2 separate regions of the Homo sapiens genome follow, and region 2 is linked to region 1. A link is a contact called in ENCODE Hi-C or POLR2A ChIA-PET data. All regions are on one chromosome and are shown on one strand. The core of a region is the stretch at or near the end of the contact, and the rest is flanking DNA. Distances in the headings are between cores, read along the strand shown.

The links. Hi-C counts contacts between places; a loop is a spot of excess contacts on that map. ChIA-PET counts read pairs that join two places held with the same protein, here RNA polymerase II (POLR2A). Pooled maps may share reads with other maps.
Region 2: a pooled map shows a loop between it and region 1 (2.7-fold over the local background). The contact joins the enhancer-like site here to the promoter of IL27RA in region 1. A Hi-C loop is called at or near these places in 1 of 50 pooled maps. POLR2A ChIA-PET finds 5 or more read pairs at or near these places in 6 of 52 experiments (AG04449, CD8-positive, alpha-beta memory T cell, T-cell and 3 more).

Annotation. Positions count from the first base shown.
Region 1 is chr19:14,030,471-14,033,501 of GRCh38, forward strand. It overlaps IL27RA (interleukin 27 receptor subunit alpha), which reads left to right and starts at 1,292. Exons shown (of 14, transcript NM_004843.4): 1 at 1,292-1,502; 2 at 1,916-2,033. The coding sequence starts at 1,403. It overlaps RLN3 (relaxin 3), which reads left to right. Exons shown (of 2, transcript NM_080864.4): 2 at 240-1,081. The coding sequence ends at 478. RefSeq lists silencers at 1,071-1,200, 1,271-1,320, 1,331-1,450, 1,461-1,510.
Region 2 is chr19:14,383,485-14,386,677 of GRCh38, forward strand. The region is part of intron 1 of ADGRE5 (adhesion G protein-coupled receptor E5); the gene reads left to right. Among named protein-coding and RNA genes, the nearest start is that of ADGRE5, 3.6 kb to the left of the region's middle. Within about 2 kb of position 1,372, at least 23 of the 41 ENCODE cell types and tissues checked have a DNase peak (open chromatin) inside an H3K27ac peak, as active enhancers do.

The DNA.
Region 1 (3,031 bases), core at 42-2,541:
ACAACATGGTGAACCCCATCTCTATAACAATACAAAAATCAGCCAGGCCTGCTGGCAGACACCTGTAATCCCACCTACTCTGGCAGAGCCAGAATTTGAACCCAGGACTGGGTGGAATAAAAACTCTGAACTATGTCTATGACTGTTGTCACAAGATCAGAGCTAGACTGGCCAGGAGCCATGACTGTGGGTGCAGCAGCAGCTGAGCCCTGATCACTAACTCTGTTCATCTTTTGCAGGAGATACCTTCCCGGATGCAGATGCTGATGAAGACAGTCTGGCAGGCGAGCTGGATGAGGCCATGGGGTCCAGCGAGTGGCTGGCCCTGACCAAGTCACCCCAGGCCTTTTACAGGGGGCGACCCAGCTGGCAAGGAACCCCTGGGGTTCTTCGGGGCAGCCGAGATGTCCTGGCTGGCCTTTCCAGCAGCTGCTGCAAGTGGGGGTGTAGCAAAAGTGAAATCAGTAGCCTTTGCTAGTTTGAGGGCTGGGCAGCCGTGGGCACCAGGACCAATGCCCCAGTCCTGCCATCCACTCAACTAGTGTCTGGCTGGGCACCTGTCTTTCGAGCCTCACACATTCATTCATTCATCTACAAGTCACAGAGGCACTGTGGGCTCAGGCACAGTCTCCCGACACCACCTATCCAACCCTGCCCTTTGACCAGCCTATCATGACCCTGGCCCCTAAGGAAGCTGTGCCCCTGCCTGGTCAAGTGGGGACCCCCCCATCCTGACCCCTGACCTCTCCCCAGCCCTAACCATGCGTTTGCCTGGCCTACACACTCCACTGCCACAACTGGGTCCCTACTCTACCTAGGCTGGCCACACAGAGACCCCTGCCCCCTTCCCAGTCCAAACTGTGGCCATTGTCCCCTGACCAGCTAAAATCAAGCCTCTGTCTCAGTCCAGCCTTTGCACGCACGCTTCCTTTGCCCTGCTTTCCATCCCCTCTCCCTCCAACTCCCCTGCCAGAGTTCCAAGGCTGTGGACCCCAGAGAAGGTGGCAGGTGGCCCCCCTAGGAGAGCTCTGGGCACATTCGAATCTTCCCAAACTCCAATAATAAAAATTCGAAGACTTTGGCAGAGAGTGTGTGTGTGTGTGTATGGTTGTTGGGCGTAGGACAGGTTTCGGGGATGCGCGGTACGCGGTACCACCCCTCGGAGGCCCCCACCCCCAGACGCCCAGGCCGCCTCCCCACTCCCCCTCAAGCAGCCCCAGCCGGGGACTTTCCGTCGCGGGGAAGGGGCGGGGACCCTGAGCGAAAGGTGCGGAGGCGGCCTGCCGGGGTGGTTCGGCTTCCCGTTGCCGCCTCGGGCGCTGTACCCAGAGCTCGAAGAGGAGCAGCGCGGCCGCGCGGACCCGGCAAGGCTGGGCCGGACTCGGGGCTCCCGAGGGACGCCATGCGGGGAGGCAGGGGCGCCCCTTTCTGGCTGTGGCCGCTGCCCAAGCTGGCGCTGCTGCCTCTGTTGTGGGTGCTTTTCCAGCGGACGCGTCCCCAGGGTGAGTGCTGGAGGGAGCTCGTGTCCCGGGCGCTGCCGCTGCGCTCCCCGCGAAGGCGCCAGTGCTCCAGGATAAGCCACGCGTATGCAGAGCGAACGGTAGAGGTGCAGGCGCCACTCGGCTCCTCCCGGGGCAGGGACCCGGCGACACTGGGGAATGGGCGGCAGCGAGGTCGAACCGGAGCCCCGGGGCGGGGTGGGGGAGCTCTCTGGGTGGTTAACAGGATGTGGCGAGCACAGGGAAAGGGGGGGTTTGCACGGAGCCCGGGCAGGGGTGCCTAGCGCCTCCCTTCCTGCTGCTCATTTCCCTAAGCCCCCCCACCTTGCAATTGTCAGAAGTCCAAGTTCTGGGGTGTGCAGGCGGAAGGGGGGGATTCGACCCCCTTTCCTGAGACCCTCTGACTCCCTCTCCAGGCAGCGCCGGGCCACTGCAGTGCTACGGAGTTGGACCCTTGGGCGACTTGAACTGCTCGTGGGAGCCTCTTGGGGACCTGGGAGCCCCCTCCGAGTTACACCTCCAGAGCCAAAAGTAGTGAGTACAGGGAGGTGACGTGGGGAAACAGGCTTTGGAGGTGGCCGCTCAGGCCCCAGGCTGCTTTGGTTGAAAGGTTCCAGGAGTCAAGCCTGGCCAACATGGTGAAACCCTGTCTATACTAAAAATACAAAAAAAAAAAAAAAAAAAAAATTACCCAGGGGTGGTGGCGCGCGCCTGTAGTCCCTGATACTCAGGAGGCTGAGACAGGAGAATCGCTTGAACCCGGGAGGCGGAGGTTGCAGTAAGCCCAGATCTCGCCACTGCACTCCAGCCTGGGGGACAGAGGGAGACTCTGTCTCAAAAAAAAAAAAAAAAAAAAAGAAAAGAAAAGAAAAGAAAGTCCCAGGAGTCTGCCCCCCTCCCCCAATACTCCTCCACTCCTTCAATTCTAGCTTCCCTCGTTTCTTTGCTGTGTCACCCTGGGCAAGTCACTTTCCCTCTTTGAGTCTCCTTTTCATTTCTCTATTAAATAGCAATCATAGGGCCAGGAGAGGTGGTTTGCACCTGTCATCCCAGCATTTTGGGAGGCCGAGGCGGGAGGATCGCTTGAGCCCAGGAGGAGTTCAGAGTTTTAGAGAGCCCGTCACTTTTTTTTTTTTTTTTTTTTGAAACGGAGTTTCACTCTTGTTGCCCAGGCTGGAATGCAATGGTGTGGTCTCGGCTCACTGCAACCTCCACCTCCTGGGTTCAAGCGATTCTCCTGCCTCAGCCTCCAGAGTAGCTGGGATTACAGGCATGTGCCACCATGCCTGGCTAATTTTTGTATTTTTAGTAGAGGGGGGAGGTTTCACCATGTTGGCCAGGCTGGTCTTGAACTCCTGACCTCAGGTGATCCACCCGCCTCAGCCTCCCAAAGTTCTGGGATTACAGGTGTGAGCCACCGTGCCTGGCCGAGAGCCCGTCTCTTAAAAATATAAAATATAATATAAATAAAGGGAAATAGGCCAGGCGCAGTGGTTCACACCTATAATCCCAGCACTTTGAGAGGCCGAGGT
Region 2 (3,193 bases), core at 122-2,621, 350 kb after region 1:
ACAGTGAGACCCTGTCTCAAAATAAATGAATAAATAATAAATTATGATGATTATTAAATTCTGGTAAGACACTAGTGGGTCTGGGGAATTGTCTCGGGGTCCTTAGGAGGAAGCCTAAAGAAGGGGTGACTGCCCCACCACCCCCCACCCCAGGATCTCAATGCAGGAAACTGACTACTTAGGGCTCAGCCCAGAGAATGCAAACCAGAAGGAACTCAAACCAGAACAGCAGCTTCTCTCCCGGCTTCTGTTTGGGCAACTTCCAAGGCCCCAGATGGAGGCAGCTGGGCCCTGTAGCCTCACGGTGGGAGTAGAGAACCCAGCTCAGCCCATGCAGAGGGGATGGGGCACAAAGGAACCCTGCCCAGGGCCCTGAGGACCTCAATCCCTCAATTCCTCCTTCCCCAACCTCTTCTGTTTATTGGATTCCTCCTGATCCTTTTCTGGGCTCCAAGCCTCAGTTTCTCTATCTGTAGAATGGGCATCAACACAGCCCCTGCCTCCTAGAGTGGTTCTGAGCTTTAAAGGAGTTACCTGGGGCTTTGGGAGTTAGAGATGAATCTGCCTAGATCCTGTCCTGCCAGGGGAGGTCATTTTGTGGTCTGTTCTGCAAAGAGGAACTGGGTTCTGGCCGAGGGAGGAACTAGCCAAGCCTTGTGGCCAGAGAGGAGGAAGAGGGGAATCCTGACAGAAGTGGGGAGTACGGGCTTGGGCTGGGGGGTTTCGGCCTTGGTTTAACCCAGCTGGAAGGAGTGTGGAGGTGGGAGTGGGGATCTCTGCCTTCCACCCACCTAAGGGGTACTAAATTTGAACACAGTGGCTGAGTGGTCCGGGGACCTCCAATCTGCACCCCAAACACCCGCCCTCTGAAGCTGTGCTCATAACAGACCCCAAAATTCCCCTGGAAGCCCCTCCAGGGTTGAATTGGGGCAAATGAGTGGTGAGTCATTCCTTCCCTTAGGCCCAGGAAGTGACTCATGCCCAGCCGTTGTCCTGGTCCCCATCCCTCTGCCCGACACCCCCCTTCAGGTCTCCCTGGATTATTGGGGTCCCCAGTATTCCCAGATCGGCAGGGACTGGACGTCCCCTCCCAGCCCGCCCCAGGCCCCACCTGCCGCTCATATCCCAACGCCCTCCGTTCCCCTGCCCTTCCCCTCTGTTTCCATCCACCCTCCTTTCTCATGGTTTTCTTTCTTCCTCACTGTTTATCTCTCTGTCTCTCTGTTCTCTCTGTCCCATCTCCTCCTGTTTCCCCTTCTGCTCTTTATGGGCCCCTTGTTTCTCTCTCCACCTCTCTCTATCACCATGTAATTTCTGTCTCTCTGTCTGTCTCTATCTCTCCGTGTCTCTGTCTCCTCTGTCTTATATTTCTCTAGCTGTCTTCTTTCTCCTCTCTGTCTCCCTCTCTCTCTCCAGCTTGTCTCCTTTCTCCTCTCTGTCTCCGTCTCTGTCCCTCTATCTCTCTGTCTCTCTCTCTCTTTGTTCTTTTCTTTTCTTTCTTTTTTTTTTTTTTGAGACTCTTGCTCTTTTTTTTTTTTTTTTTTTTTTGAGAGTCTTGCTCTGTTGCCCAGGCTGGCGTGCAGTGGCGGGATCTCAGCTCACTGCAACCTCTGCCTTCTGTGTTCAAGCGATTCTCCTGCCTCCACCTCCCAAATAGCTGGGATTACAGGCGTGTGCCACCATGCCCGGCTAATTTTTTGTATTTTTAGTAGAGATGGGGTTTCACTATGTTGGCCAGGCTGGTCTCACACTCCTGGCCTCAGGTGATCCATCTGCCTCGGCCTCCCAAAGTGCTGGGATTACAGGCGTGAACCACCAAGCACAGCCCCCCACCTTCTGTCTCTCTGTCTCTTTGTGTCTCTGTCTCTCTTTCTGTGTCTCTCTTTCTTTCTGACTCTTTCTCTCTCTCTGTCTGTCTCTCTCTCTCTCTAATCTCTATTTTCTCTCCACCCCTGCTTCTTTGTCTCTATCTCTCTGGTGAACAGCAAGGAGATCCCTAGGTCCCCATCTCTGAATCCCCTGGTGACCTGAGGAGGGTCCCCCAGAACATGCCTTGGGAGGGGGAACCCCCTGAGTGCTGGGAACCGCCACTCCACGTGCACCCCAACAGGCGGCTACAGCGTCTTCCTGTGGGAGGGGGGCCCGGGGGTGAAATATCACCACTGGGTTCCAGGACAGACCGCCAGGGCCAGTGGCAGTTGTGGGTGTGGTGTGTGTGCACCTGTGTCCCTGAGGAAGCGTGGAGGTCCAGGGCATCTCAGAGCCTGGGTGATCCAACACCGTCATTTTTTTTTTTTTTTTTCTGAGACGGAGTCTTGCTCTGTCACTCAGGCTGGAGTGCAGTGGCGTGATCTTGGCTTGCTGCAACTCTGCCTCCTTAGTTCAAGCGATTCTCAAGCCTCAGTCTCCCAAGTAGCTGGGATAACAGGCACCCACCACCACGCCCAGCTAATTTTTTGTATTTTCAGTAGAGAGGGGGTTTCACCATATTAGGCAGGCTGGTCTCGAACTCCCGATCTCAAGTGATCCACCCGCCTCGGCCTCCCAAAGTGCTGGGATTACAGGCATGAGCCACTGTGCCTGACCACGCCTTCATTTTTACCTAAAGAAATGAAGATGGCAGGCAGGGCCTGGCGGCTTGTGCCAGCACTTTGGGAGGCCAAGGCAGGTGGATCACGAGGTCAGGAGATCGAAACCATCCTGGCTAACATGGTGAAACCCCTTCTCTACTAAAAATATAAAAAGTTAGCCAGGCGTGGTGGTGGGCGCCAGTAGTTCCAGCTACTCTGGAGGCTGAGGCAGGAGAATGGCGTGAACCCGGGAGGTGGAGCTTGCAGTGAGCAGAGATCACACCACTGCACTTCATCCTGGGCAACAGAGCAAGACTCCATCTCAAAAAAAAAAAAAAAAAAAAAAAAAAGAGAGGCCGGGCGCGGTGGCTCACGCCTGTAATTCCAGCACTTTGGGAGGCTGAGGCGGGCGGATCATGAGGTCAGGAGATCAAGACTACCATCCTGGCTAACATGGTGAAACCTTGTCTCTACTAAAAATACAAAAAAATAAGCTGGGCGTGGTGGCGGGAGCCTGTGGTCCCAGCTACTCGAGAGGCTGAGACAGGAGAATGGTGTGAACCCGGGAGGCGGAGCTTGCAGTGAGCCAAGTTTGCACCACTGCACTCCAGCCTGGGCGACAG